2 separate regions of the Homo sapiens genome follow, and region 1 is linked to region 2. Evidence: chromatin loops called from intact Hi-C (ENCODE). Cell type or tissue: dorsolateral prefrontal cortex. All regions are shown on one strand. Each heading gives the region's core, and the rest is flanking DNA. Links, peaks and the distances in the headings are about the cores only. Region 1 overlaps CDH4 (cadherin 4). Region 2 overlaps CDH4 (cadherin 4).

Evidence for each region. Peaks named below come from ENCODE experiments on the same cell type or tissue, not always from the same donor. Only the 100,000 strongest peaks of a DNase experiment are listed, where the experiment ranks them.
Region 1: it touches region 2 in a loop (2.7-fold over the local background); 2 of 110 quality-filtered maps call a loop at or near these places.

Annotation. Positions count from the first base shown.
Region 1 is chr20:61,262,890-61,278,757 of GRCh38, reverse strand. All of the region lies in intron 2 of CDH4 (cadherin 4), which reads right to left. Among named protein-coding and RNA genes, the nearest start is that of CDH4, 19 kb to the right of the region's middle. RefSeq lists enhancers at 10,039-10,569, 10,570-11,100. In dorsolateral prefrontal cortex, for the core only: no CTCF peak of the experiment used is centred there; DNase peaks (open chromatin) are centred at 6,835 and 7,307; H3K4me3 peaks cover 1,488 bases; H3K27ac peaks cover 1,390 bases.
Region 2 is chr20:61,364,013-61,379,880 of GRCh38, reverse strand. The region is part of intron 2 of CDH4 (cadherin 4); the gene reads right to left. Among named protein-coding and RNA genes, the nearest start is that of CDH4, 120 kb to the right of the region's middle. In dorsolateral prefrontal cortex, for the core only: no CTCF peak of the experiment used is centred there; a DNase peak (open chromatin) is centred at 8,850; H3K4me3 peaks cover 723 bases; H3K27ac peaks cover 1,341 bases.

The DNA.
Region 1 (15,868 bases), core at 2,825-10,824, 100 kb after region 2:
AGCAAAGTCTCAGCTCCTTGTTCTCGAGGGGAGAAAAGATCCTGCATGGACCACTCCCCTTCTCTCCCAAAGTCCCTGCCAAATGGCCTCTATTTCCCTTGCATTTTGAACATTCTCAGAACAATTATTGTAGACACTTCAGGGAGACTCTAAAGGGAAGCTGAGCCACTTCCCAAGGGCTGAGCACCAGGCGTAAGAGGGCCTCTGCCTCTCAGAGCAGAAGGGGCAGCTGCACCATGCAGCCAGATGGGCCACAGCCTGAGGTCGCCACGGACCGTGATAAAGGTGCATGTCCTCAGTCTGCAAACACATCATTTTAACATCTAGAGTCAGAACTTCCATGCCTGGCCACAACACCAGCACATCCATTCCTTATCTGAGGAGGCCTCAGGCTCATCAAAGCAGTGAAAGGAGATGAATCAATAAAAGGTTATCAGCCAAGCAGTTTGATTCCTGCACATTTAAGCACACAGGCACTTGCAGATCTTAGTTCCTGCAGGTCAATATAATTTTTACAGAGGTGCCCAATTCTCAGCAGTGAAATGATACAGGCAATGGAGTTACTCAGGGAAGGATGGCTGGCAGGAGAAGCAATGAGTCCATACTTTAAAAAATGAAGCAGGAGTCACAGGTGGGGCTCCTTGGCCCCCTGACCCCAAGACAGACAATTGCCTGGCTCACAGATGCCCGGAGCAGGCAAACTGCCACTGAGTGAAAGTTTATCAAATGGCAACAGACGTGCTTTTCACCTGGGCCATAACGCAGGCTCTGAATCTGAGATCAACGCCAGGGGCTGAGATGTGAGGGCCCATTAGGCCCGATCGGCACCCACCCTGCAGTTCCAAGTCGGAACCAGAGCTGGAAAAGCCGGCCCTCCCCTGCTCCATCAGAACGCTCATGAGCTACACCGCACAGAAAGCACAGGAAAGCGGAGGCCGTCCAGTGCTGAAACTCCCGACACAGTAATTGTCATTGTTATCCAATTATGCTCTGGATACCTGATGCCAACATGGCCCACAGAGGGGCAATTTCATTAGACTAAGACTCACTTGTCTTACTTTACTTTGATAACGGCTTAATAAATAAACCGAGCAAGCCCGAATACACAGGTGCAAAATAAAACATACTTTGGCTTTTTCATTTTATGCCCATCTTTTTCCAATTATAATCCTTTCATATTTCCTTGCTTGTCAGTTCCAGCCTTCCACCACTGCCACCCCCTCCACGAGGTGGGAGAAGGCTCCTCTCCTTTTCATTATGAAGATTCCCTCCTGGGAAGAAGGCTTCATGTGAGTGCACTGAGGTAGTTTTCTCTCTCCCCATTTCCATCATACACACCCCTCACACTTCTCTCGCTGCTATCTAACACATGCATACACACGCACACACAAAGTCACAACAAGGCCACAATTTAGGAAGACGCAGAAGAGAGTACAAAAACATTATATCATTATACACTTTAATAAAACTGAGACAAAAGAGGTGGAAATAATTCATCTTACTTAGCTCAGGTAGAGGGGAAGGGAGAGGACGCAAAAGAGGGCTCAGTGGAGGAGTAACTCTTAAATTCAGAAGCCCTGGAAGATTCCCACAGGGGAAATGGCAAGCCAGTCAGAGGTGGCAGCCAAAACAAAGGAACACATGAGGGAAGGGCTAGCAAGTTCTAGCAAGCTCAGCAGGCAGACCAGTGCTGGTGCCTAGAAGGGGGTGGGCGTGTGACAGGGAAAAAGGGACAGAGGCCTGGGGACCACTGCATGGAGGGCCTGGAATGGTGCACTTGGACTTTAATCTGCATAGAGCAGAGCCTTCAAAGCTTTTAGAGAACCTGAGAGTCTCTAGGATCCCCTGCTGAATGGGACAAAGATGACTACAACTACTTTGATATCCAGGAACCCACAGGTGTCTAGGAAGTAAAACCCCAATAACAGCAATGAACAATGTGATCCATTCATGAAAAGTGCAGCATCTTGCTGGCTCCTGTGCCTCCCTCTGCCCAACAGCCCCTGACCCCGTGGAGTTCTTAGAGCCACAGTGATGGAATCTCCACTGCCCAGGACCACCATTCTTGGCCTCCATGGATGTCCATCCCATCAAAACAGCTGACTTGGCCACAAGAGAAGCAGCAAAGCCAGTGAGAGAGTCACAGAACATCATCCCAAGAATGGCATAGGGATGCCAGGCACGGCCCTGTCATTCTCCTGGTGGGGACAGAAAGACAGCAGCGACATAGCATGGGATTTAGCCACTGCTCAAGTGCGGCCTCCTAATCCTCTCTTCTCACAACCCCAGGTAAACACCAAGATTAGCACCTTGATCAAAAAACACCCACCATAGAGCAAGCTACTTACATTGAGTCTAACCAAGTGCATCTAATCTCAAAGCTGGAGATCACTGAAAAGCAAAGGCATAAGCCCAACATTGCTATAAAACCCCTGGAAATATGTTGAGTTTGAAAGTGCAAATGTGCACTTCCGGTCTTAAGTTCTAGCTTAAGAGTTCAAACAGAAATGAGACTTCAATTTATACTCAGGAAAATAAAAATAGATTAATAAAATCCAAGTCAAGCTGCTAGAAGAGGTTTTTCTGTGCCAAAAGACAGGCACTGTGAGTTTTTCTAAACAGGTTATCACTTAAACATTGTAAAGCACTAGACTTATTTTTTAAATAGCAAAACTACAATTATCTCTGCACGTCCCGTATCACCGCTCTGCAGTGCTCCTGCATAACGAACCCGCTGTCAGTGATACTGATGGGATGAGAGTGTCGCTGATGTGCCAGGCGGCCAGCCTTATCAAAATCCAGCCACACTAATCCTTTTCCTTACATCAAAAATCAAATCACTTCCTAGAGAGAAGCTACAGTCTCACCAAGAGCAGTTCCACTGGGAGAAGGCAAGTTGAGATTAACAGTGCAATATGTTAGCAAATCAGTAGATAAGTGTTTGCTTCCACCCCCAGTGATACTCAGAATCCAGGATCCTTCAGAAAAGCACAGTCAGGTGTCCCGAACTGCACACAGTACTCCAAACTGCACATGATACGCCCCCAAACTGCGCACGGTACTCCCCCAAACTGCACACGGTACTCCCCCCAAACTGCGCATGGTACTCTCCCAAACTGCGCATGGTACTCCCCCAAACTGCGCATGGTACTCTCCCAAACTGCGCATGGTACTCCCCCAAACTGCGCAGGGTACTCCCCCAAACTGCGCAGGGTACTCCCCCAAACTGTGCATGGTACTCCCCCAAACTGCACACAGTACTCCAAACTGCACATGATACTCCCCCAAACTGTGCACGGTACTCCCCCAAACTGCACACGGTACTCCCCCAATACTCCCCCAAACTGTGCATGGTACTCCCCAAACTGCACACAGTACTCCCCCAAACTGCTTCACGGTACTCCCCCCAAACTGCGCACGGTACTCTCCCAAACTGCGCACGGTGCTCCCCCAAACTGCGCACGGTGCTCCCCCCAACTGCGCATGGTGCTCCCCCAAACTGCACACGGTATTCCCCCAAACTGCACACGGTACTCCCCCAAATTGCATACAGTACTCCCCCAAACTGCACATGGTACTTCCCCAAACTATGCATGGTACTCCAATACTCCCCCAAACTGCACACAGTACTCCCCAAAACTGCACACAGTACTCCCCCAGTACTCCCCCAAACTACACATGGTACTCCCCCAAACTGCACACGGTACTCCCCCAAACTGTGCATGGTGCTCTCCCTAACTGCGCATGGTGCTTCCCCAAACTGCACATAGTACTCCCCCAAACTGCATATGGTACTACCCCAAACTGCACATGGTACTCCTCCAAACTGTGCACAGTACTCCCCCAAACTGCACACAGTACTGCCCCAAACTGCACACAGTACTCTCCCAAACAACCGCATGCAGTAATCCCCCAAACTGCCCATGGTACTTCCCCAAACTGCACATGGTACTCCCCCAAACTGCACACAGTACTCCCCCAAACTGCACACAGTACTGCCCCAAACTGCACACAGTACTCCCCCAAACAACAGCACACAGTACTCCCCCAAACTGCCCATGGTACTTCCCCAAACTGCACTCGGTATTCCCCCAAACCGCACACGGTACTCCTGCAAACTGCACACCGTACTCCTCCAAACTGCACACGGTACTCCCCCAAGCTGCACACAGTACTCCCCCAAGCTGTGCACGGTACTCCCCCAAGTTGCACATGGTATTCCCCCAAACTGCACATGGTACTTCCCCAATACTCCCCCAAACTGCACACGGTACTCCCCTAAACTGCACATGGTCTTCCCCCAAACTGCACAAAGTACTCCCCCAAACTGCACATGGTACTCCCCCAAACTGCACACAGTACTCCCCCCAAACTGCACACGGTACTCCCCCAAACAACTGCATGCAGTAATCCCCCAAACTGCCCATGGTACTCCCCCAAACTGCACATAGTACTCCCCCAAACTGCATATGGTACTCCCCCAAACTGCACATGGTACTCCCCCAAACTGTACATGGTACTCTCCCAAACTGTGCATGGTGCTCCCCCAAACTGCACATGGTACTCCCCAAATTGCACACAGTACTCCCCCAAACTGCACATGGTACTTCCCCAAACTACGCATGGTACTCCAATACTCCCCCAAACTGCACACAGTACTCCCCAAAACTGCACACAGTACTCCCCCAGTACTTCCCCAAACTACACATGGTACTCCCCCAAACTGCACACGGTACTCCCCCAAACTGTGCATGGTGCTCTCCCAAACTGTGCATGGTACCCCCCAAAACTGCACATGGTACTCCCCCAAACTGCACACAATACTCCTCCAAACTGTACATGGTACTCCCCTAAAGGGTGCTTGGTACTCCCCCAAACTGCACACAATACTCCTCCAAACTGCACATGGTACTCCCCCAAACTGCACATAGTACTCCCCCAAACTGCATATGGTACTACCACAAACTGCACATGGTACTCCTCCAAACTGTGCACAGTACTCCCCCAAACTGCCCATGGTACTTCCCCAAAATGCCCATGGTACTTACCCAAACTGCACATGGTACTCCCCCAAACTGCACACAGTACTGCCCCAAACTGCACACAGTACTCCCCCAAAAAACTGCACGCAGTAATCCCCCAAACTGCCCATGGTACTTCCCCAAACTGCACTCGGTATTCCCCCAAACTGCACACGGTACTCCTCCAAACTGCACACGGTACTCCCCTAAACTGCACATGGTCCTCCCCCAAACTGCACGTGGTACTCCCCCAATACTCCCCCAAACTGCACATGGTCCTCCCCCAAACTGCACATGGTCCTCCCCCAAACTGCACATGGTACTCCCCCAATACTCCCCCAAACTGCACACGGTACTCCCCTAAACTGCACACGGTACTCCCCCAAACTGCACAAGGTACTCTCCCAAACTGCACATGGTATTCCCCCAAACTGCACATGGTACTTCCCCAATACTCCCCCAAACTGCACACGGTACTCCCCTAAACTGCACACTGTACTCCCCCAAACTGCACAAGGTACTCTCCCAAACTGCGCATGGTGCTCCCCCAAACTGCACATGGTACTCCCCCAATACTCCCCCAAACTGCACACGGTACTCCCCAAAACTGCACATGGTCCTCCCCCAAACTGCACGTGGTACTCCCCCAATACTCCCCCAAACTGCACATGGTCCTCCCCCAAACTGCACGTGGTCCTCCCCCAAACTGCACATGGTACTCCCCCAATACTCCCCCAAACTGCACACGGTACTCCCCAAAACTGCACATGGTACTCCCCCAATACTCCCCCAAACTGCACACGGTACTCCCCCAAACTGCACACGGTACTCCCCCAAACTGCACACGGTACTCTCCCAAACTGCGCATGGTACTCTCCCAAACTGCGTATGGTGCTCCCCCAAACTGCACATAGTACTCCCCCAAAATGTGCATGGTACTCCCCAAAACTGCACACAGTACTCCCCCAAACTACGCATGGTACTCCCCCAAACTGCACAGAGTACTCCCCCAAACAACTGCACACAGTAATCCTCCAAACTGCCCAGGGTACTTCCCCAAACTGTGCATAGTACTCCCTCAAACTGCCCATGGTATCCCCTAAACTGGGCATTTATCACCTCTGAGGGTGACCAGGAACTTCTGCAACAAACAATGCATTCATTGATGGTGCCATTTTCCAGCAACAAAAGTTTTGACCCATATGGCATTTAAGCAAGAAGGAAATAATATTATTTCAAAACTGATAAGGGAGAAATGCAATAAGACAATTCCTAGATAACTGCACGGAAGGGATGTCTTCCTGACAAAACAAGCACCTTTCAAAATGAGGAAATAATGTAATTTTCTGCCTGGCAGAGAGGAGCAGATAGACAGGGGGCGACTGCAGCCTCCCTATCTCAGAAGTAGCCCCTCCATTCCACTGGGGCTGGAGGAAGTGATTAATTAGTGCCTCCTTGAAGCCACAACCTTAGAAAGCCACTGGGGGACTTTTTATGTGCAAGTCGGAGATTGATATCCTTCCAGAATCCTCCTTTTAGAATCCAACAATGGGGCATGTCTCTGACAATCCTGAGTGCCAGCAGGCTGCAGCCTCGGGGCTGCCAAGAGGAGGAGGAGGAGGCCTGGCATGAAAAAACTCTTCTTGGGGCTTCTTTTGTAAAAGGAGGAAAAGCCATTAATGACACAATTTTAAGTGAAAGAAGGAAGCCACCAAGTACAAGAGCAGCGCCTTGCCTCCCGGTCCCCCGCTCTCTCTGGCCGTCCTCCATGCACACGGCTCCCTGCCCACCCTGCCCCCAATCAGCGAGCTGCCTTGTTTAAACATAGCACGTGCAAACCCATGTGGGTCAGCCCGGAGTCCCAGCCTATCCCCGAAAACAGAATCTTGGCACGTTGAGGGGAGAGCTCAGCGACACCTCGTTTTCATCTTTCCATTGCAAAAAGGCAAAACCAGGACCATGGCGTTGTGACAGAACCATCTCGTGAGGGGCACCTTCTCTCACTTGCCCAGGGTAAGGCACAACCTCCAGGTTGGTGGGGTGGAAAAATCAAATTCTGATGTTCAGTTCACGTGGCTTCACGCACCGCTGTAAGAAGAGGCCGGGGGAGAGCGTGGGAGATGTTTGGGATGTGAGCACAGACCTGAGAACCCCCAGGCCGGGGCCTCACGTTGTAGGATGCAAAGCCACGGCCTGTGGCTCCGTGCCAGCCCACAGGGCAATTTAATCCTCTGCTCACAAAGAAATGACAAAGACAGCCCGCTGTCCTCTCTGCTGTGCTGACTCAGCAGGGCTGGATGCTGAGGGCTGTCTTCTATCACTTAGGAAGAAGGAGCGCCATTGTCAATGGGCTGGATTTAATACAGCAGAGGATGCCAGCCCCAAAGGGCACTGGGAAATTAACTCACGATCAGCAATTATTTCGGAAGCCAGGCTCTCCACATTTGCTCTCGTCGCAGAACCTTTGCGCTGTCCCCTCAAACTTGCATCCCAAGTAAAGCAGATGAGATGGGGCCATGGGGGTAGAGATGCCGATAGGAAGAAGTCCTTATTCTCCCAGCCCCCCAGTCCATCCCTTTAAAACCCTGGAGAGTTCCAAAATCTTGACGTGCTGAAATTCCAACCCAAAAAGTGAAGACAGACCCATTCTAATGTCAGGGATTCTACCAAAAGCCTGTCACTGCCATCATATTTAGAAATGAGATTTTTAGAGAATATTGTGCTTATAGTATTTAACATTGCCCCGTAGGGTCCAAGTGTGTCAGGGCGGCTAGATCGACCGCAATAAAGATGTGCCTCAGAAAGTTTCCCAGACTATGAATCCAGAGGATGGTAAACGTTTAACCCAAAAACACCCCAGAGGAAGACAGGAAGACATCCTCACCACTCCAGAGCTGCCTCGACCTCCCCGCAAAGGTGCCATCACTCAACCATGACAAAAAAACACTTGAAGCTCACACTACCCCCACCCCACTACCATTTACGAAGGATACGAGACTTCAAAATGGATTTCAAAGGCCCCTGTAATTTTGGCAGCATGACATTTTATGTCTTATAAGCTATTTTTATTAGCCAGGATTGAAGAAAATTGACGTTTACCAGCCATTAACCTTTCAAGCACATAACTCTATTTTTTTTGCTCCACATGGAAGAGTATCTTACACGTCTGTGCGGGTCAGTCCTTAAGTGTCCAGCACCTTTAAGGAAAAAGTCATTGTGAATCCTCTCTCTTCTCAAGAAAACATAAGTTCTATAATTTTACGGACTCTTGATCACAATTTTATAGCCTTCGGCCCAGCACTGGTATTCCATTTTTATCTTAAAATATAAGAACTAGATAAAACAAGTTATATAATCCCTTCTTTGTATCTGAGGGAAGATGGAAAAGAATAAGATAACCTGAGAAGAAGCTGCAGGCTGCAGAAGGCCTATCCTCAGAACAACTTACTTCTAAACCCCATCAGTTCATCGCTGCCCAAGCATTAAATAGGATACGGCGTAATCCAATCATACCAACACCTGATTAATAAATAACGATAGCCGGTAACTTACGTTCACTGCCGCCTCTCTCCCCCATCAGCCTAACAGAGCTTTAAATAAGCCATTCTCCATAATTTATTTATTCAATTTTTAAAGCCTGCCTTTTGCCAAAAGATCTTGGGCCACACATAAGAAATGTAAAGACCATTAGGGGAGAAAGTATCTAAACAAAACCATAAAACCCATCAAATCAAGCCACCTTCTGATGGAAAAATGACTGCCGCAAAGGTCGGCCGGCCCTCTCCACATCTGGGGGCCAGATTCTGGAGGAGATTGGTCAGGGGAGCTTAAGGTCATCGTCAACAGCCGGGGCCATGTGGAAATGAGTACCACTGGCTCTGGAGGTCCGGTCATGCGTCGGGAACATGGAGTTGCTATCTGACAGTCTCCCCGCCGGGAGCCTCTGGAGCCTGGGGTTGGGAGAGCAACTCACCTTTCCCAAATATCAGCAGCCAGGCAGGTCACTTCACAGGGACCAGAAGAGGAGGAGGAGAGCAGGAGGGCAGCTCTGGCAGGACTGGGGTCTGCTTGGCGGAGCAGGGCCTGATGTGTTTACATTAATAAATAAGTATAATTAATTAAATAAATAATTATAACTAATAAATAATTAATAAATAAGAGCAAGCCAGCAAGCCTTGGTGTTTCCAGAGCCTGGTGCCTCCATACACAGGGACACGGATCACCCTGCTGGGTCTTCCAGGCCCTCATGAGATGGACCTGGCATCTCCCTCCTATGGAGGTAGGAAAGGTCACACAGGCCACAAAATGGTCCAGTGTCACAGAGCTGATGGCTAAGGATTAGAAATGTGGACTCTCCAGGCAACGGGGTATACCAGGTCTCCATGGGGGGCTGGTTCCAAGGTGATACAGAGGATGGGGTGGAGGGTTGGGCTCTGAAGGCTGCCCCCCATCAATCCTGGCTCCTCCAGGGCCACTAAGGTAGTGGCAGTGCCAAACTGTCCTATGTCAGCACCCCAACTCTGTGAAAGGAGGGTTAGTAACATGCCTCCTGCCTAGGGTGGTCATGCAGATGAACCCAGCTGGTACGGTGCAGCACCCGGCATGGGGAGGGCTCCATCAGTGGACCAGAACAACAGACAGTGGTGCTGTTAACCCCTCAAGTGGGGCCGAGCCCCAGGACCACCACAGGGCTTTCCATGGGGTTCTGATGCTCACCCAAGGTGTCTGCGCAACACTCCTCATCACATTTGCAGGATGCAGGAGTCAAACACCAGCGGCTGTCCCCACCCACAAATCGTCCAGAGCCTTGGTAATATCCCATTGTCTTAATCCATTGGTGTTGCTATAAAGGAACACCTGAGGCTGAGTAAGTGACACAGAAAAGAGGTTTATTTGGCGCATGGTTCTGCAGGCTGTACAGGAAGTATGGCACTGGCATCTGCTTCTGGGGAGGCCTCAGGAAGCTTCCACTCATGGCAGAAGGCAAAGGGCAGCCCATGTGTTGAGATCACATGGCAAGAATGGAAGCAAGAGCAATGAGAGGGAGGTGCCAGGCTCTTTCTATAAGGATGAGCTCTCCCAGGAACTAACAGAGTGGGAACTCACTCATTACCACAAGGGCAGCACCAAACCACTCATGAACACTCACCAGGCCCACCTCCAACAGCTGGGATCACATTTCAACAAGAGATTTGGAAGGGACAAATACTCAAACCATAGCACCCCCTGAAGAAAACAAGAAGACAGGAGAAAAGGTATCTTCCTCTTTCAAGTTCTCGCTGATGCAAGCCAACCCGGCATCAGGAAAAAGCAATTCAGCCCACTGACCTGTTGGCCTGGGCCTCCCCGTGTGCAGGTCCCACTCGGCTCCCACTGCCTGGCTTTGCCTCCTGGTTCTGGCTGAGATGCTCCGAGACATGAGCAGGACAAGGTCAAGCGCAGCCAGAGGTGCCTTCTCCTCTCCTCGGCCTGGAGCCCCTCCTCGGGATCCATGCTGGAGAGGTGGGTGGACCCGAGATGCTCTGGCATCCAGCTACATGCCACCCCCTGGGCCAGCCAGGCCCGCTCCCATTCCAGGCACTGGCTCTCCAGCTGCCCAACACAGAAAGAGAGATGGGAGGGCAGGCTGTGTGTCCCACAGCCACACATGTCGGAAGAAGACCCTTAGGGGTACAAAGAGCATTCCCCTGTCAAGTACAGGCCCAGACCCACGTCTGCAATCAGCCCGCTGCAACACAGGCTGCAAGAGGGACACGGATCTGCCCTGAAGCCAGACTCAGCAGCCGCTTTCCTGAGCTGTGTGCGAACCCTCAGCCAGGCTGCAGACACACAGCTGCTGGAAACACAGGACAGGAGACTCCTGCAGCCAGAAATAAAATATTTTTGCATTTCCACAGTAAAGCGGTTTTGGGCAGAGAAGAGGCATGTTCTAAAAACGCCAGAGAGTGCCCAGCTCCTCTCTGCATCCCTCCACATCTCATCAGCAGAGGGAGTGTGCCTCTCCTCTCTGTCTCTGTTGAACGATCCATTCCCCAACGCAGACCTTTAGATTAACAAAATATTTACAGTATATCTATGTGATATTATCTGAGCTATAATCCTTGTTAAGATTCCATTTGATAGAGGAAGATAATGGGTGGAGAACAAATGTTCCATATACATTTTAATTCCAATGAAATTGTTCCATGTCATGCTTTACAATATAAAATACCCCATTACTACACTAAAGTGCCTCATTTGCCTTTCTGGTGGGATGGAAACACCCAGCACTGTTTCAAGCCGCCCACCTGAGCTGCACTTTGAGATGCTGGTTACATTCGGCAGACACCTTCCCAGGTAACACGGTTTCTCTCAAGGGATGCAGCCCCTGGGGAATCGGAGGCTAAACATCCTCTAAGCCTGAAGCCCTGATGCTTTCGCAAAGATCGGATTCCCTGGGAGATGGAGAGAAACAGCAGAGTCCCAGGTCACAGTCCCAGGATTCCCAGTTCAGTGGGTGGATTCGTTCCCTGTGACTGCTGTAATAAATGACCATAAACTTGGTGGCTTCAGATAACAGAAAGGTATTCTTCTGCAGTTCTGGAAGCCAGAAGTCTGAAATCCCAGTGTCAACAGGGCTGCTCTCTCTCTCTGCAGATTCTAGGGGAGTGTCCTTCCTTGACCTTCCCACCTTCCAGGAACTCTAGGCATTCCTGGACTTGTGGTTGCATTGCTCCAATCTCTGCCTGTGACTTCACGGGGCCTCCCCCTCCAAGTCTGTGTCTTCTCTGTCTCTTGTCAAGACAGTTGTCCTTGGATTTACGGCCCACCCAGGTAATCCAGGATGATCTCATCTAGAGATTCTGAAACTGATTACATCTGCAAAGACCCTTTCTCCAAATAATGTTACATTTGGAGGCTCTGCGTGGATGGATCCTTTGTGGGCCACTGTCGGCACCCTCCAGTAGGTCTGGGATAGGACCCACGGGGCTGGCGAGTTTAGCAAGCACCCCCCAGGCAGGGAGTTCCTGGACCACAGTTGGACATCTTACCCCTCTGCTTTGCACAGGGAAACTGAGGTCCAGAGAAGGAAGGGCCCTCACCCAATTCATCCCTCTCCAGACTCCCCACCAGCATCTCTCTGCACCCTATCGGGGGCTGCAGCCTGCGTTTCTCCTTGGACCTTCCTGGAAGCGGAAGTCGGGGACTTCATACCTAGCAAACTCATGCACCAACCTTCCTTCTTGCTTTTCTAGGCACATCAATATAGATGGCATCTCAACTCACATTTGGGTGGCCAGAACAAACGCAAAGCAAAAAATGTCAACATTTCTCCAATACAGACACAGAAACCCAAGGGCACACTCCTGAAAAGAGGCCTGGAAAGCAAGCCTTTCTCCTCTGCCTTCTCCAGAGACAAAGAGAGCTAGGTCCTCCCCTGGGGAGAGACAGAGTGTCCAATACCCACACTCTGGGGCTGGAAATTCATTAAATCATACTCCATATGGAAAATGCACCCATTCCAGGAGAAAGCACACCTCTCAACACCTGCGGCTGTACCAGGGCCATCTTTCCTGGGCTGGGAAGCACCCAAACTCTCAAGGATCAGCTTCCTGTTAGCAAGGTGCGGGCGGCACTCTGGGGCCCTGTGGATATTTATCTGTCATGGAAGGCTTACCTTAATCCTCCCTAAATCCCCACATACTCTCAGCAGGAAAGCACAGTGAATCCAAACGAGGAAGAGTTAGAAGGGCCCAGATCGGAAGCTGCTATGGGCTTCCCAGGCAGTTCACCCTGTGGAGTTCCAAAGCAGCAAATCCCCACCTCAGGACCCACAAGGGACACTGCCCCTCTGAGTCCTAATTATAGCCACTGGATAAGGCAGGTGGCAGGAGCTCCTGGAGCCAGGCAGGACGGGCTGAGAACCAGTGGGCTGTGGCTAAGTGCTGGAGCATTCCTTCAGATAGACCTCCCTGACCCACAGCTCATGCCAGGTCACTCAATGGCTCCATGCCTCAGTTTCCTCAACAGTGAAGTGGAGATGCCACCCCGAACCACTGAGGTCTGTGTAAGATTGCGAGGTATGTGTAGGACTGAATGAAGGAACCATTGAGGTCCATGTAAGGCTGAAAGAAGGAACCACTAAGGTCCATGTAAGACTGAATGAAGGAGCCACTGAGGTCCGTGTAAGATTGAGTGAAGGAGCCACTGAGGTCCGTGTAAGATTGAATGAAGGAACCACTGAGATATGTGTAGGACTGAATGAAGGAGCCACTGAGGTCTGTGTAAGATTGAATGAAGGAACCACTGAAGTCCGTGTAGGACTGAATGAAGGAGCCAATGAGATATGTGTAAGATTGAATGAAGGAACCACTGAGATATGTGTAAGATTGAATGAAGGAGCCACTGAGATATGTGTAGGACTGAATGAAGGAGCCACTGGGGTATGTGTAAGATTGAATGAAGGAACCACTGAGGTACGTGTAGGACTGAATGAAGGAGCCACTGGGGTATGTGTAAGATTGAATGAAGGAGCCACTGAGATATGAGTAAGATTGAATGAAGGAGCCACTGAGGTATGTGTAAGATTGAATGAAGGAACCACTGAGTTATGTGTAGGACTGAATGAAGGAGCCACTGTATGTGTAAGATTGAATGAAGGAGCCACTGAGACATGTGTAAGATTGAATGAAGGAGCCACTGGGGTATGTGTAGGACTGAATGAAGGAGCCACTGGGGTATGTGTAGGACTGAATGAAGGAGCCACTGAGGTATGTGTAGGACTGAATGAAGGAGCCACTGGGGTATGTGTAGGACTGAATGAAGGAGCCACTGAGGTATGTGTAGGACTGAATGAAGGAGCCACTGGGGTATGTGTAGGACTGAATGAAGAAGCCACTGGGGTATGTGTAGGACTGAATGAAGGAGCCACTGGGGTATGTGTAGGACTGAATGAAGGAGCCACTGGGGTATGTCTAGGACTGAATGAAGGAGCCACTGGGGTATGTGTAGGACTGAATGAAGGAGCCACTGGGGTATGTGTAGGACTGAATGAAGGAGCCACTGAGATATGTGTAAGATTGAATGAAGGAGCCACTGAGGTATGTGTAAGATTGAATGAAGGAACCACTGAGATATGTGTAGGACTGAATGAAGGAGCCACTGTATGTGTAAGATTGAATGAAGGAACCACTGAGGTATGTATAAGATTGAATGAAGGAGCCACTGGGGTATGTGTAGGACCGAATGAAGGAGCCACTGAGGTATGTGTAGGACTGAATGAAGGAGCCACTGGGGTATGTGTAGGACTGAATGAAGGAGCCACTGGGGTATGTGTAGGACTGAATGAAGGAGCCACTGAGGTATGTGTAGGACTGAATGAAGGAGCCACTGAGATATGTGTAAGATTGAATGAAGGAGCCACTGAGATATGTGTAAGATTGAATGAAGGAACCACTGAGGTATGTGTAGGACTGAATGAAGGAACCACTGGGTTCTGCAGGGTTGAATGAAGGTCACCGCACAGTGTGGGACGCATAGCAAGTCCTTAGTGTGCGGAAGCCAGTGGGAAACTCCCACACACACCTGCTAGGATTGCTCTGTCGTCAGACACGCATGTGGTCAGCAGAATCACGACTCCCCAGAGATGTCCCCATCCTAATTCCGGAGGCTGTGAGCCTGGGATCTCACGTGGTAGTGGGGACTTGGCAGAGGTGACTGAATTAAGAGTCTTGCAACGGGAGATTATCCTGGGTTACTCAGGGAGGCCCAAGGTAATCACAGGGATTCTTACAAGTGGAAGAGAAGGATGTAGAGAGAGGTGGATGTGACCAGTGACCCTCAATGACCCTGGAGGACGGCACAGAGATGCTTCACGGCTGGCTCTGAAGACGGAGGAAGCGGCCAGGAGCCAAGGAGTGCAGGAGCCCTGAGGAGCTGGGAGGCACAAGGAGACAGATTCTCCCCAGGAGCCTCCAGAAGGAACCCACCCTGCAGACACCTTGATTTCAGCACAGGGACTGGAGCTGGACTTCTGACCTTCAGAACCACAAGATAATAACTTTGTGTTGTTTAAGCTGCTACATATGTGGGGATTTATACTGCAATAAGAAAATAATACAATTTGTAATCTAAGTAAATTCCTCCTGGAAAAGGCAGTGTGGGAGATAAAAACATACAGACAAAGTCCCCTGCCCATACCGAGTGATCTGGGGCATGCCTTCTAACTACCTTAGGCTGCAGGTCTCCTGACAGCGTTAAATGAGAAGACACATTGGCACATGGTAAGTCCCCCCAAACAACAGCTCCTCCCCTCCTTCCTGGCCCCTGATGTGGGGGTTGCCAGGAAAATGGCCTCGGGGAGCACATACTGGGTCAAAGATAATTAAATAGGGATTTTTGGTTGGTTTGTTCTCTTTTGTTTAAGAACTGAAAGCAGACACCAGCCAGAGACAATACCGGAGGCCACCAGGAGAGGGCAGCCCAGAGCCCGGGCAAAAAGGCACCAAAATTCTGAGCCTTTTGACGAAAAACCAAGGATTTTACCAGCCCAGCTTGCCAGACACCACAGTCCCACTCTGGGGACTGAAGGAGCCTGCAAATGCCATGAGGTTTTACAAGAACACACCGGGGAGAACTTTACCGCCCTTGACGGAAAGAAGCTTCATTCGGCTTATGGTATTTTTTATAGTGGAATTCACTTGGAGGAGAAATTACTTCTTCAAAAAGTCAGAATAATAGGCACACTTTTTGAAAAGATGAATGCTTGCTTGCTCTCTCTCTCTCTCTCTCTCAGTTCATGATTAGTCCTGGCATCTACTTAACCCAGCTTTCAAAGAAAAAAGAAAGGAAGGAAAGGAGGAAGGGAG
Region 2 (15,868 bases), core at 3,852-11,851:
CAATGCTACCTATTTTTGAGTCATTTTTATTTTTGTTTAATATCCCTGGAGTTGACACTTCACCTCTAAAACTTGCAGCGGGAATTGAAACAAAGAACAGTTGAGCACAGGAGCCTTGGGTAGAGTTGGTTAAACCGTGGGAACAGGAAAGAATGTCCTGGCCATTTTTCTACTGCTCCTTAGAAAAATTCTTTGTCGAATCAGTGCATTTAAATGAAGCATTTCAGTAACCTCCCTCCCCTCCATTTGTGGATTTCAGAAAGTGTGATGGTTATACTGGACAATAGGGGTGAGGCAGAGGATTTAAAGACCAAAAGCCCCACAGGCCACCTCCCTGCAGCCGCTGGCTTGGGAAGATGAGGTTCTGAATTTTCTTAATGACCTTCAGGACTTCCCTACACAGATTCGGATGTTGGATTAACTTCAATAACTGTGAAAGTCACGGCTCTAACTATTCCATCCTGCTTGGTATTTACAGCGAGAAGTACAGGATGACTCTACGTGGTTGTCTGTCAATTAAGGGGACTCCATGCCACTGCTGCCCTGTTAGTGACCGTGAGAGCAGAGCATTCCCAAGACCTCACTGAGACCCAGCACCCCACAGCCAAGGCACTCACTCCAAAACCACGTGCATCCTCTGTATCTCATCCTCAGACCCTTCCGAGGAGCAGATCTTGGAATGGATTATGTTTTCACACCCTGGTGTTAGTCTGTTAAGAGGAATTACACTTACCACTTGTCAGGCAGGCCACGTGCCCAGTTTCATTCATACAATCTCATTTAATTTTCCCAACCCCCTACCCGGCATTCTCACGCTCCCTTTTGCATAGGTGGAAAACAGAAACCTTGGGCTCAGAATGATTGCAAACTTGCTTAAAGTCAAACAGCGAGGAAGGGAGGGTCTCTCTGACTTACAGCTGAGCCCTCAGTAAAAAATGGATGCTTAACATCTGTGGACTGGACTAATGTCAATGTCTTGGTTGTGATGACATCATCCTACAGTTAATTGAAGGCTACCTTTGGGACATCAAGTGAAGGGACCTTTCTGGGCTATCTTTGCAATTTCCCTGTGAATCTAGAAATACTTCCAAAAAAAGTTCTAAAAATTATGCTAAAGCATCCTTCTACATGGAATGAGTTGTCTGATGGCCAAAATACATCCTTGTCAATCCCTAGAACCTATGATGTCATTTTACTTGGAGAAATGGTATTTACAGGCAGATGTGATTAGTAATTTTGAGATAAAGACATCATTCTGGATTATCTGATTGGGCCCTAAACCCAATGACAGGTGTTCCTATGAAAGACACAAAGTGAGGGACACACAGATGAGAGGAGAAGGCCGCGGGAAGACAGAGACAGAGACTAGAGTGATGTGGTCACAAGCCAAGGAAAGCCGGAGCCAGCAGGAGCTGGAGAAACCCAGGGAGGGAGCAAGCATGGTCCTGCCCACACCTTGATTTTAGATTTCAGATTTCCAGAACTGTGAGACAACACATTTCTGTTGTTCTAAGCCACCCACCTTGTGCTAATTGGTGACCACAGCAGCCCCAGGAACCTCACACACTATAATTTCAAAGTTTTAAAGGGAAGAAAACTATATCCCAATAAATTTTTTTTTCTTTTAACAGAGAGTTTTGCTTTCTCCCTCTGGCTGCCGTGCAGTGGCAATGATCATGGCTCACTGCAGACTCAACCTCGTGGGCTCAAGCAGCCCTCCCACCTCAGCCTGCTGAGTAGCTGGGACTACAGGCGTGCACCACCATGCCCAGCTTATATTTGTATTTTTTAGAGAGATGGGGGTCTTGCCATGTTGTCTAGGCTGGTCTTGAAGTCCTGGGCTCAAGCGATCGCCCACCTCGGCCTCTCAAAGTGTTGGAATTACAGGTGTGAGCCACCACACCCAGCCTCCCAGTGAAATCTTTAGAACCATTTTTCCTAAGTCATTTATCCAGATCACGTGAGTCAACATCACGGCACATGAAGGGATGTGTGAGCTAATTCCCCGCTAATTGGCAGGGCTGCATTGATCTCCCTTCTGCTACAGAGGACAGGCCTCCAGCCTTCTAAGGACAAGGCACAGGCCAGTGGACCGACCTAAGGAGTCCAGATGGGGAACAGATGGAATGTACCCTTTACACAGCACTGAAGAATTGCTTGGAGCCAGTGGTTATGGCACATTAACAGCCTAAGACTTCTGGTTTTGAAAGGGATGTTCTTTCTGGGGATCTGGTTCACGTTCTTCAGATAAAGTTAAAGACACTACAGTTGTTTGAAAGCTAAAGCGACTCGTTGACTACAGAAAAGCACCATGCAATGGTTTTGTTTCATTTAACAAGGACATTTGAAGGTCACCGTAACCACAGCCTCCTCTTTATACAAGTGCACATGGGGATGTCTTGGTGCTGGAGGGTTTTACACTCAGGAAAGGCACCAGGGAGGTGGAGAGAGGATGAAGGAAATGGGGCAACCAGGAGGCGGGGCCGGCAGAGCCCTGGACCACACAACTCAACCGTCCGATGGGCACTTAGACATGGAATGGGGACCCTTTGGATTCGTCAGGGCCCAGGAGTCCCGGGCTGTGTCACCTAAATGATGCTGTGACAAAGTGCAACACGGCCACTGCCCCTCACCAGAGCCCCCCATGCCTCTATTCCACTTCTGCAAACTTCAAGGCTCCTCCGTTTTAGATTGAGCCGCCAACTCTTCAATAATTGCCGAGCCCTGCTTGCAGAATATGTCACTTGGCTGTCCCTTCCAAATCCCCAGTTACCTTGGCAACGCAGACTTGAAGGACAGCAGCCGCCCTCACGTGTTGGTGGTGGGTGCACGTTCATATTTTGATCATCCTACAGCTTTCCAGCTTGCCTAACTAGCGCTCACTGGTTGGGATGAAAGAGTTGGCCCCAAAGAATTGCAAAGCAGGCTTTTGACTCAGGAACTGTGCCCATCAGTGTCAGAACCACCTAGGAAGGCTGTCAGATCAGGGCATTTGCCACAGGGAAGTGCTAGAGAGGAGAGGTGGTGTAGGTAGTGCCTCCCGGTGCCAATGATCTTGGCCACCGGCCATTCACCTGTGTCTCTGAACTTTGTCCCTCACCTGTAGCATGGGAATGTGAGCACCCACCTTCCAGGGCTTGCCTGGGGGTCTGTGCTGAGACAGATGGGAAAAACGGGAGCAGCCACACAGAAGGATCCACAGGAGGGAACCACTCCAACCATATGCCATGGGGGAGAATGCTCAGTAAGATGCATCATGGCCCCAGACTAGCCTTTCCCCATGGGTGACCTGAACTCCGCCTGGAGTAAGAGCCCTTCCAGCATCAGAATGTCCCAAGCCCACGCCTCCACCTCAGCCTCCTCACCATGTCCCTCTCAGTCCCTGCTGCAGGTTCCCCTGCCCCACTTCTGTGCCATTTCCATTTCTCTAACTTGAGGAAACTGTCTTGCTGTCTCCCTTCCCAGGCCTGGCCAGAGCCTGGCTTTCTCCAAGAAGATGGCTCCGGCTCCTCTTGCCCTCCTTCCCCTGGGATCTTTCCCAACAACACTCACATCCCACACAGCAGAATTCCAGGCACTTTTGTGGCCGGTCTCAGGGGTCCTATGCTCCTTTCAAAGCACATCACCACCACTACTACCACTATCAATGCAAAAATGCCACCACTGGCATTGGCACCACCACCACACCCACACAATCACCAACATCAGCAACACCATCACCATCTTGAGCACATTTGCCACCAGTACCACCTTCATCACCACCACCACTCCACCATCACCACCAGCACCAAGACCATCACACTACCATCAACAAACCACACCATCACCACCAAGACCATCACACTACCATCCACAAACCACAGTATCACCACCACCAAGACCATCACACTACCATCAACAAACCATACCATCACCACCAGTGCTATGACCACCACCAGCACCACCATCATCACCAGCACCAAGACCATCACACTACCATCAACAAACCACACCATCACCACCACCAGCACCAAGAGCATCACACTACCATCAACAAACCACACCATCACCACCACCAAGACCATCACACTACCATCAACAAACCATAGCATCACCACCAGTGCTATGACCACCACCAGCACCACCATCATCACCACCACCAAGACCATCACACTACCATCAACAAACTACACCATCACCACCACCAAGACCATCACACTACCATCAACAAACCACACCATCACCACCACCAAGATCATCACACTACCATCAACAAACCATACCATCACCACCAGTGCTATGACCACCACCAGTGCTATGACCACCACCAGCGCCACCATCATCACCACCACCAAGACCATCACACTACCATCAACAAACCACACCATCATCACCACCACCAAGACAATCACACTGCCATCAATAAACCACACCATCACTACCAGTGCTATGACTACCACCACCAAGACCACCACCAGCACCATCACCAACACCTCCACCATGATCACCATGATCACCACAATCCAACCATCACAATCAGCATGGCCACCACATTCATCACCACCTCCCCACTGTCACCACCATCACCTCCATCAGCACTGCTACCATCACCCAACATTACCAAGCACTTAGTAGGTACCATGAACTTTTCTAAGCATCACTCCTATGTTGACAAAAAGAGTCAAACTCTGTAAAATATCTGAAGAGATTTCTGAGCCAAATATGAGTGACCCTGGCCTGTGACACAGCCCTCAGGAGATCATGAGAACATGTGCCCAAACATGTGGTTGGGGTGCAGCTTGGTTTTATAGGTTTTAGGGAGACATGAGGCTACAATCAAATACCTTGAAGAAAGACATTAGTTTGGTCCAGAAATGTGGCATGACTTGAAGGATTCAAGTGCTTCCGGGTTATAGGTAGATTTAAACATTTTCTAACTGGCAATTGGTTGGAAGAGTTATCAATAGAAAGGAATGTCTGGGTTGCAATAGGAGGTCGTGGAGACCGAAGCTGTATAATGCAGATGCAGCCTCCAGGCGGCACGCTTCCCAAGAAATAGGTCGCAACTGTTTCTTATCAGACTTGAGGACTGTGTTGATGTTAATGCCAGAGAGGTATCATGAGGCATGTCGGACCCCCACTTCCCATCATGGCCTGAACTGATCTTTCAGGTTAAATTCTAGAGAGCCCTGGAGGCATGTCCGAACTCCACTCAAGGCCCAAACCGATCTTTCAGGTTAAATTCTAGAGAGCCCTGGCCTAGGAGAGAGTCCGTTCAGATGGTTGGGGGGTGCTTAGAACTTTATTTTTGGTTTACACCTGTGACAACTGTGTGAGATCGGTACTACCGTCATCCCATCTCACAGCTGAGGAAACTGTTGTCCAGGTACCTTAAATAACTTGCCCGAGGCCACAGGGAAAGTGAGTGGAGCACCAGGACCCGAGATCGGGCAGTCTGCAAGCAGAGTTGCCCCTCCCAGACCCTCTCAGGACTCCCAGGTAACTCCCAGGGGATGCCACGACATGTCACGCTGCCAAGATGGGGTGCCCTAGTCACCCTCAAACTGCACCTTTCCTCCAGTCATCACCTTCTCTGCGAAGCCTTCCCTGAGTCCTGTGCATGGGGACGGCCCCTGGTCCAGCTTCACGCATCTCCTCCACGTCACGCTGCACAGAACTCAACTTTTCCACATGCTTCTCCCCTTTCAGACAGCGAGCTCCTCAGGGAGCTAGTGCCAACCTATAGGTGCTACTGCCAACCTACAAGCCCCAAGCTCAGTGCCAGCTCTGTGACAGTGCTTGATAGATGTTTAAAAACTTGGGGTCCATGCTCTGTCACCATCACGCAGGAGCCCCGCGGGCTCTGTATCGCTAAACCCTCCACACCCGCCGTGCGCACTGCCAGCCACACCCCACCTCTAGAGAACACCACTGCCCCACGAGTTCCACACCTGCCCCATCCCCATCACTTTCTGAAGAGAACAGGTGTATCCATATGTTTAATGTGACTGAGTCCTCAGAGTTTATACAGTCACCCACATATGTCTACTTCTTCAAGCTGCTGTGCATTTTAGAAATCACACTTAGCATTTATGTTGCCCTCGATGTGTTCAAATCACTTTCCAACCCATTCAACAGCCAACCCGCATGGCACCCAGAGGGGAAGGCACATTATTGTGATTCCTCAGTGGACAAAACAGCCCCAAATATCCCACACAATCAGCCCAAGGTCACCTGGCAATTCAGGTGTAAGTCTGGTCATCGGAACGCATATTCCCCAGGTTCTAATCCCGTTTTGCTGGGAGGGTGGATGCAGCAAGGAATTGCTACAGCTTTGTCTGCTGCTTTTTCTCCATTAAGTCCAAATGGTCCTGCGAGCCCCAGGACGACATTCATTATGAGAAATGTAATGGGAGAACATCCAGCACATTATCTTCAAAGAACAAAGAATATCATTGCTGTTTTTAGAACAATAAAAGGGTCTTTGAATCAGCTTCCAACAATGCAGAACAAGTGGCTAAAGGGCATAGCCCATTTCATTCAACGGGTGCAAGCCCTCCTGCTCGGGATCCCTGGCTCTCCCCTGAGCTGGGGCCTATGCTGGGCCCCAATGCCCTCAGCCCTCACCGAGAGGAGCTGCCTAGTGCTGACGGCCCAGGGCACAGGACACAGGGTGTTGTTCCAGGCTACGGGGCCGGCAGGACACACACCTGGGTGTTGAGACGGGGGCGGGAGTGTCGGCCACACAGAGGACGTGCCCAGTTAAGGGACAGCTGCTGCCCTAAGCCAGCCATGGGGCATTGCAGCAATGTGGGCTCTGGAAGCCAAATCCTCCAACTGTCTAGAAAATTAGCCAGGAATCAGGATTTTTATGAAAAGTACTTTTTATAAAAGCGTTAACATCTAAATGAAAAAAAAATCTGAAGTATCGTGTGAAATGCATGCAAGGACGCGGAGGGCACGGGGCTGGGGTTGCGTGTCCACGCCTGCTGCTGAGGCCTCCGCCCTTTGAATCTCATTCCCGGAAACCTCCAGGATGCTTTTTAGCCTTCCCTGTAGGTGTGGAAAGAAATAGTCTAGCTTGGTAAGTGTGTCCTGCTACTAGGAGTCGGCCATCCCTCCTATGTGGGCAGAAACCTGGGAGGCTTTGCTCCTCATCTGTGGCAAAACTGAGACCCGGCTGGCACGTGGGTGGGGGTTGGGGGAGGGTTGGCTCCAGGTCTGGATCTCAGGGGACGTCAGGGTAACCGAGAACTGGAGCCATGCCAGGGGGACCAAGATCTTTGCAGCCACCCAAGTCCACCACAGCTTTGGGGTGACCCAGGAGCAATCCAGAGGTCCGGCAGGGCTCCAGCTTTTCCTGGATGTCACCCTTTACTGAAATATGAATCTGTGCTGCTTAGTCTGTGTCAGGCCCCTGAGGTGGGTCTGCAAATAGAGCCATGGGGACCTGCAGGCAGAAGAGTCCACAGTACAGCTGCTCAGCAGGGCGGTGCTGCACGGAGAAGGAGGCGAAGCGTGTGCGGGTAGACACGTGAGCACGCTGTTTCCTTCTGATGTAAACACTGGGCAGGAGGGCTGGGTGCCTGGTCCCATTGCGGCTGCCTCTGTGCCTGCATGGGACAGACCCATGGGCCAGGTCACCTCTGTGTGACTTCCCCACAGGAGCCAAGCCACAGACAACGGCTGGGCCATCAGGAAGACATGGAGTTTGGCTTTCAGGGGTAGATGGGGCATCCACACAGGTCACACGCTTCACTTAGGGGCCAAAACACCCGGCAGAGAACGGCTTCTCTCTATCCCAGGAGGGAGAGACCTGGGTGACAAATGTGGAGCAAAAGTATGGAATCCAAACACAGAAGCAAATTCAGAGCCCTGTAAGCCTGGAATGTGCACGTGTTTACAAACACAAGCGGCCTGCCCGTGACCTCATTAAACATTACTCTGGGTCATCTCCACAAGACTGGGCTTGGTACAAGGAGCCCAAATGACAGTCACAAACACTTGGCCAGGGGCGAGGGACGGATGGTGAGGGTGGGGGTTTACATCACCGCAGGAAAAGATTTCAGATTCAAAATCTGCCTTCAAGATGTGCACCAGCACACTCTTGCCCGTTCTGGACTCGAGCCTTCGCCTTCCATGCGGCCCAGCCCAGGGCTGCTCTGTGCGTGATGAGGTCTCCACGGGAGCCCCATGGCCTCTGTCCTCCAGATGCCGGGACCCAGCCACGAAGCTGGTAACACACACAGGCCTTGGTAGGGGCTCGGGGCCCGCAGCAGAGGCCTGCCCGGTGGTCTTGGGGAAGGGATTGTTCAAATGCAGAATGAGCTGAAAGGCTGAGAAGCCACAGGAAGAAAAACGAGCTGTCTGGGGAATAACCAGACAGTCCACCTATACGACGGCTGGTTGAAGGCTTTTCCCGATGGCACTGAGAGCTGGCAGGGTGAAAACACGTCCGCAGCGTCTGACACTTCTTACCTGCGGGGACAAGTCGTGTGTATTGAGGTATTCAATGTCCACTGGACACCAAGGGCTGCCCCAGGAAGGGTCCCCTTCATCCAACCCCGGCCTCAGAGCCCGAAGGGGGTCTGCCTGGGGGACGCTGCAAGAGGGCAAATGGCCCTGATGGCCTCCATCCTGCAGGTGCCCACCTCTCCCCACTTCCCACCCTTCTGGCCCCATCACCGCCAGCACTGCACAGTCCAGGGCCAAACCAGTCCCTGCCACTCTAGAGCCTTCTGCAGGGCTCCGAGCTCCCGGCTGCAATCAGATTACACGCTCCAGTGCCCAGCCTGCTCGCTCCAAACAGAACGAATCCATTCATTAACACCAAGGCCAATTAAAAAGTAGGCATGCTCCCAAATAAAAAATCCCCCAGGCTGCGCGCTCCCGCCCCGTTCCCAGGAAGCCTCTCCAAGCGACCCCTGCCCAGAGCGCTGAGGCTCCTCGGGAGGACAAACGGCGCGGGGGAAAGGGAGGGAGAAAGGACAAAGAGCCGGCACCATTCCGCTCCTCACAATGACAGAAGGCTCGTTCATCAGTGAGCTGGAGCCTGCACAACTTTAATTTCGCATTAAGTCCCAACTCAGCTCTCACCATCCCAAGTTTTATATAGTCATTTGTGTACTCTCATTAAAAAGCTTAATATCCAAGTGACAGGGGAGAAAAATTGCCTCCTCATTACAGTCTCTGTAAAAACAATATTGTAAAAATTTACCATTGAGTTATTTACAAAGCAAAAGATGTAATCAGTATTTAAATGCTCACTGGAATGATATGTCTTCCCTTAATGCAGGCATGTCAAAAGCCCTTCCTGGCAGTGCTGGCTTGAATCCTTTTCCAGTTTAATCCTTAGAAGCAACTGATACTCCCTGTCTATAGAGGAGGAAACCCCTGGACTTGGTGGGAATAATGACCACCACTCACTCAGCGGCACTGGGGAGAGGGAGGAGGCCACAGACTGAGGGAGGAGGCCGTGGTCGGGGTTGCAAAGCCCCCTGCATGCCCAGGGACCACCTGGCTCCTCTCCCGTGCATCACCTGTACCACTCTCCTCTGCATGGATCCCAGAGCCGGGAGCTCCTTGAAGGCATGCAGAGGTCCAGCCCAGCACTCTACCTTCACAGGCAACAGCCACCCCCAGGGCCAGCCAGGAGCTCAGTGTGAAAGAACAGGGCCCTCCTTGACCTGGCTCCTCCCTACGCACAACTTCCCAGGGCCACCCACCCTCGGGGAAGGCCTCCATCAGCTGCCACCTGGCTAAAAGCAGGGCCTCCCTTCCCCCAACCCCAGTCAGTTCTCTGACCAGCAGTAGACACAGGATGCAGCCCTGGCAGGCCAGGCTGGGGCCCTGCATGGCTCAGAAACCTTCCCACCAGGTCCTGGAACACCAGAATAAAACCCCGCTCCTATCCCGGGGTCTACAAGGCCCTATGGGCCATGCTGCCTACCTCTGCTGTCCCCAGGATGCCAGCCTTTGTGTCCCCAGGACTCTGGAAAGTCCTCCCCACTGGGGGCGCTTCACTCTGTTCCCTCTGATCTTTGTGTGGCCAGGCACCTTCTCCTCTTTCGTGACTCAAATGGCGCCTCTGCAGGGGTCTTCTGTGATCCCCTGTCTGAAGTGCCCCCGAGCCCTGTCCCTTTCCATTTGACATTGCTTTTTTTTTTTTGGTTGGTTTTAACTTTTATTTTAATAGAATTTTAGATTTACAGAAAGTTGCATGAAGAGGACAAATAATTCCTGTAATTCCTTCATGTAGATTTTGAGAACCCCACTGGGTTCATCTCTAATACATCCTTCCATGTGCCTCTTCTAAAAACATGGGCATCTTCTTACGTATGCACAGTACACATAGCAAGATGCAATGCCATCTTCTAATCTACAGACCCAACCCAGATTCTGCTTATTGCCCCAACGATGTCATTCTTTTTTTTTTTTTTTTTTTTTTTTTTGAGACAGAGTCTCACTCTGTCACCCAGGCTGGAGGGCAATGTTATGGTCTTGGCTCACTGCAACCTCCACCACCCGGGTTCAAGCAATTCTCCCACCTCAGCCTCCTGAGTAGCTGGGACTACAGGTGCATGCCACCACACCTGGCTAATTTTTGTATTTTTAGTAGAGAGGGGGTTTCACTATGTTGGCCAGGCTGGTCCCGAACTCCTGAACTCATGATCTGCCCGCCTCAGCCTCCCAAAGTGCTGGGATTACAGGCGTGCACCACTGCGCCCAGCCTAACAATGTCTTTTAACAAAAGACTATCCTGGGCCAGGGGTTCAACTGCTGTTTTGACAGGAGTTTTCTTTAATCTGGATTTAATCGGTCTATACATTTCATGAAAATGGCATTTTTGACGATAGTAGGCTACGAACTACAGAATGTTGCTCACTTTGGGTTTCTCTGATGTTTTCTCATGATTAGATTCGGGATTTTCAGGGATATATCACAAAAATGATGCTGCGTCCTTCTCAGTGGATTGTGTCAACAATCAGTGATACTGATTTGTTCAATTACCAGTGATATTAATTTTGATTACTTCGTTAAGGGGTGTTTTAGTACCTTTGGGTTGCTACAACAAAATACCATCCTAGCCGGCTGCAGTGGCTCACGCCTGTAATCCCAGCACTTTGGGAGGCCAAGGCAGGCAGATCACTTGAGGCCAGGAGTTCAAGACCAGCCTGGGCAACATGGTGAAACACCATCTCTACTAAAAATACAAAAATTAGCCTGGCATGGTGGCACATGCCTGTAATCCCAGCTACTTGGGAGGCTAAGGCAGGAGAATCACTTGAACCCAGGAGGTGGAGGTTGCAGTGAGCCTGGGTGACACAGTAAGACTCTGTCTCAAAAAAAAAAAAATTACCATTCCTTGGGTGACTTATAAACAACAGCAATTTATTGTTCATTGCTTTGGAGGCTGGGAAGTCCAAGATCAAGGTGCCTGCAGATTCAGTGTCTGGTGCAGGCTTCTTCCTGGTTCACAGACGGTGCCTTTCTGCTGTGTCCTCACCTGGCGGATGGGGTGCAGGTTCTCTCTGGAACCTCTTTTCTAAGTGCACCGATCCCATTCCTGAGGCTCCACTCTCATGGATCACTTCCCAAATGTCCCACCTTGGGGGTAAGGATTTCAACACAGGAACATAAAACACTCAGAGCACAGCAAGGAGGTACGTGCCATTTCTCCAGTGGGAAGTTACTATTTATTTTTTCCCGTTGTAATCATTAAGAGTCTGGAGAGGCCGGGCGCAGCGGCTCACGCCTGTAATCCCAGCACTTTGGGAGGCCGAGGCGGGCGGATCATGAGGTCAGGACTTTGAGACCAGCCTGACCAACATGGTGAAACCCCATCTCTACTAAAAATACAAAAGTTAGCCTGGTGTGGTGGTGGGCACCTGTAATCCCAGCTACTCAGGAGGCTGAGGAAGGAGAATTGCTTGAACCCAGGAGGCAGAGGTTGCAGTGAGCCAAGAGCATGCCACTGCACTCCAGCCTGGGCGACAGAGCAAGATTCCATCTCAAAAAAAAAAAAAAAAAAAAAGATCCTGGAGAAAGGCATTTCCAGGCAATGTACAATATACATCCTGTACTTGTCCTCAAACTTCCACTCAGTAGTTTCAGCATCTACGGAGGCTTCTGACCTGAATCAATTATTGTTATGATGCTTGTCAAATGGTGATTTTCTCATTCCATGATTCCCTTCTCATTGATTAGCTGACATTTTGCCGCAAGAAAGTGCTGTTCCTCCTTTCTCCTCTATTTACTTCAGTGTGGACTCGGGGCTCCTGTTTATTCTGGAGGTTATGATCTATAACTGTCATTGTTTCTGATGCTCAAGGTTGGGTCAGTGGAAGCCCCTTCAAGCTGCTCAAGGTTGGGTCAGTGGGAGCCCCTTCAAGCTGCTCAAGGTTGGGTCAGTGGGAGCCCCTTCAAGCTGGCTTCTGTGGTTTTCTTTTATCACATTCCCACCACTATTTGAGCACTTTCTTACTTTCTCCATTGTTTTTTTTTAATTGGCTTCACTTATAATTAGCAGGAGCTCTGCTGTTTACTCATTCGTCCACTTATTTACTGACTGTCTCTTGTGTCAGCCTTGTTTACAGCTGTGCTTCAGCTCCAGAATGTGTTTAGCACAGAGCGAGCATTTAACTGAAGACACTCTCAGGTGTGTTAGGAAATGTGATCTCAGGGAGCCCCCGGAGGCACTCTGGAGCCCTGTCCCACCCTGGCCTGGGGGAAGTGACGGCTCTGGTGGCTGCTTTGGCACACGCCCTCCTCCCTGAGGACCTGCACATTTGCTCAGTCAGGGCTTGGGTGGACTGGATCTGCCCGAGTGAGTAGTCCCGGCATGGCTCTCTGTCAGCAATGGGGTGGGTGGGGTCGATGGGCCCCGCTGTCTCGTTGCCTGCAATGTGTTCTGTGTGGTGTCTGGAGGGTCCGCAAAGGGCCCAAGCTCCAGTTGTCCAGGGCTATGACCCCGTTAATATGCTGTTTTTATGGTTTTCTTCCTTTACCGTTTTTCTTCCTGTTGGGAACAAGCCCCCCAAAATCTGGCCATAAACTGGCCCCCAAACTGGCCATAAACAAAATCTCTGCAGCACTGAGACATGTTCATGACAGCCATAACGCCCATGCTGGAAGGTTGTGGGTTTACCAGAATGAGGGCAAGGAACACCTGGCCCACCCAGGGCGGAAAACCACTTGAAGGCATTCTTAAGCCACAAACAATTGCATGAGCGATCTGTGCCTTAAGGACATGCTCCTGCTGCAGTTAACTAGCCCAATATTCCTTTAATTCGGCCAATCCCTTCGTTTCCCATAAGGGGTACTTTTAGTTAATTTAGTACCTATAGAAACAATGCTAATGACTGGCTTGCTGTTAATAAATACGTGGGTAAATCTCTGTTCGGGGCTGTCAGCTCTGAAGGCTGTGAGACCCCTGATTTCCCACTTCACACCTCTATATTTCTGTGTGTGTGTCTTTAATTCCTCTAGCACCGCTGGGTTAGGGTCTCCCCGACCGAGCTGGTCTTGGCACCTCCCCAGCCTCCCGCCTTATGTTTCTTGGGTTCATCTCCCAAATAGTCACAGGGTCTACCTTGACCAGACTCTAAGCCAAGACAGAAATCTCGTCTTAGAATGACCTCCCAGGACTGCAGAGAACTGCTAGGAATGAATTCAAAGTGAGACTCAGGAACATCTCTTTAGGGTTGAGTCTTCAGCCCTGGAGGACTGCAAAGACTCCAGCCTTTCTCCAGCAGAACTGTGCTTCAGTGGAGACAACCTCTTCCCACAGGACACTTACCCTCCTTCTGACTGCGGCTGGCCGGCCACCACTGGGGAAGCCATGAGCTGCCTGAAAACCATTATCACATCCCCAAAACTTGGGCTCTGGTGCTGCATGCCTGTCTAATTCCGCATTTGGGTAATTTACTATCATTAAATTATCTCCCAGCTCATACATGCATCCTCTTTAGAAAGGGCATTCTCAACACTCCCAGCCTGTGTGGAATCCAATCTTGCTCACCTGTGTGGAGTTTGCCTTGGATCTCAGGAGCAAGGTGGGGACACTATCTGCAAATCCTATTGATTGTTGATCTGAGCGTTCTCAAAGGCCATGCCCCAGTGAGCTTGGTTACTGTCTCTCCAAAGGGAATGCAGGCACGCCCCATTGCAGCCCCACTAATGTTCTGAGCCTCTCTCTGCTGTGCTGGACTCTGCTGCGTCAATGAGTAGCTCATCTCTCACCAATGCACCAGGCCCTGGCAGGTTCAGACCCAGCTTCCCTCGCCAGCTGCATCCTGGCTCACAGTCATTCTCGACCCCCACACTGAGCCCACCCTCAGGAGTCAGCTCCACACCCTCATTACCCCCCAGCTCCAACCAGAAGCCTTTCTGGGTCCTCTGGAGATAGTGAGTGCCGCCTCCTGTCCCCTTTGCTCCTCATACCCCAGCACTCATCACCCGTCTGACCCTTGTTGACTATGAGCCACTCAGGTTTCCACCCCGTCCCTCCCGTGATGGACCAGCCACGCCCATGTTCTTGAATGCTCCTAACAGACATCTGCAAACACAAAGAGAAGCCAAGCCCCACGAAGAAGACATCTTTGTACTTACTTAGGTTTCTCATTAGGAGCAAAATGTTGACTCTTGGTAGAATTTGATTATTCACCAAAAAAGACAGCTAGGAACCAAAACAACATGGAAACCATTTCTGCCCCCATGATGACCTACCTTGGACTCTTGCTATGATCTTACCAAGCACACAGTAGAGTTGGGCACTGAGGTGCATTATAGACTCCAAATCTACAGGTAAATGGCTAGAGGACAAAAGTTTGTTTCAAAGGAGATCCATTCCATATCTTGGAATCCATCATGGGCCAAGTTTGGTACATGTGGTCTAGGGCAGTGGTTCTTAAACCTCAACAGGCATTGGGATCCCCTGGGGGCTCCTTAAAACAAAGCTGCTGCTCCCCACCCGAGTTCCTGCTGTCCCCACTCTGCAAGAGGGCCTGAGGGTCTGCATTTCCAACAGGTGCTGTCACCACTGCTCGTCGGGGGCCGCACTGTGAAAGCCACAAGGGATCTTGCAACTCTTCTAAATTCTCATCGTCTTCTGCTGAGGCAGCCTCATCATCGCTTGGGTTTGAAACCAGATCTATTTCACTACTTTTAATGTTCATCCACTAGAAGCAAGACAGAGGTCAGAATCTCCACCCTGGGGTTTAAAAAAGCACAACTTTGTGCATGTTTATGCACATGTTTATGGACAGCATGTGCACCAGGATGTCTGTAGAAGTCTGAGAGCCAAGGAGAGGGTGAGCTGTGACCTGGCTAGGTGGACCTCAAGGTCCCACTTGGAACCCCCCTCCTGATGCGGAACAGAGACAAGCCCAGGCTGAGCCCTGTGGAGGCAGCTGATCTCCATCTGCAGAAGCAGCTACAGAGGAGCCCTCCAGGTAGCAAGTCCAAGGCCATGGGGAGCCCTGAGCTCATGCAGTGCTGTGAACATTCATGGGCCTGATCTCGGGGTGTGAGGAGCCCCCAGGGATAGCCCTGCGGTGTTGCCTAGACCAGGGCAAGTTGATCTAAGAGTCCTCCCAATGGCTCCACCCCCACGGCTTGTGTCTCTACCAGCTTCCATGTGGGTTCCCTGGGAGACGTCACTTCCCAAGGTGCCTGGCCACTGGATCAGAAAACCCTCCTAAATCCTCAGCTCCTACTGGATGAGCCTGAGCTGGGGTAGAGAGAGCACAGCTGGAATCGGGGATCTGCTGGACAAGGTGCCAGGCCTTTTCCTGTCCTTGCTTCAGATGGCATATTGGTCTATGGGTTAATGCATGGTGAGTGTCTAAACGACACATGGAAATGCTGGCCACAAGCAATTTAGAAGTTC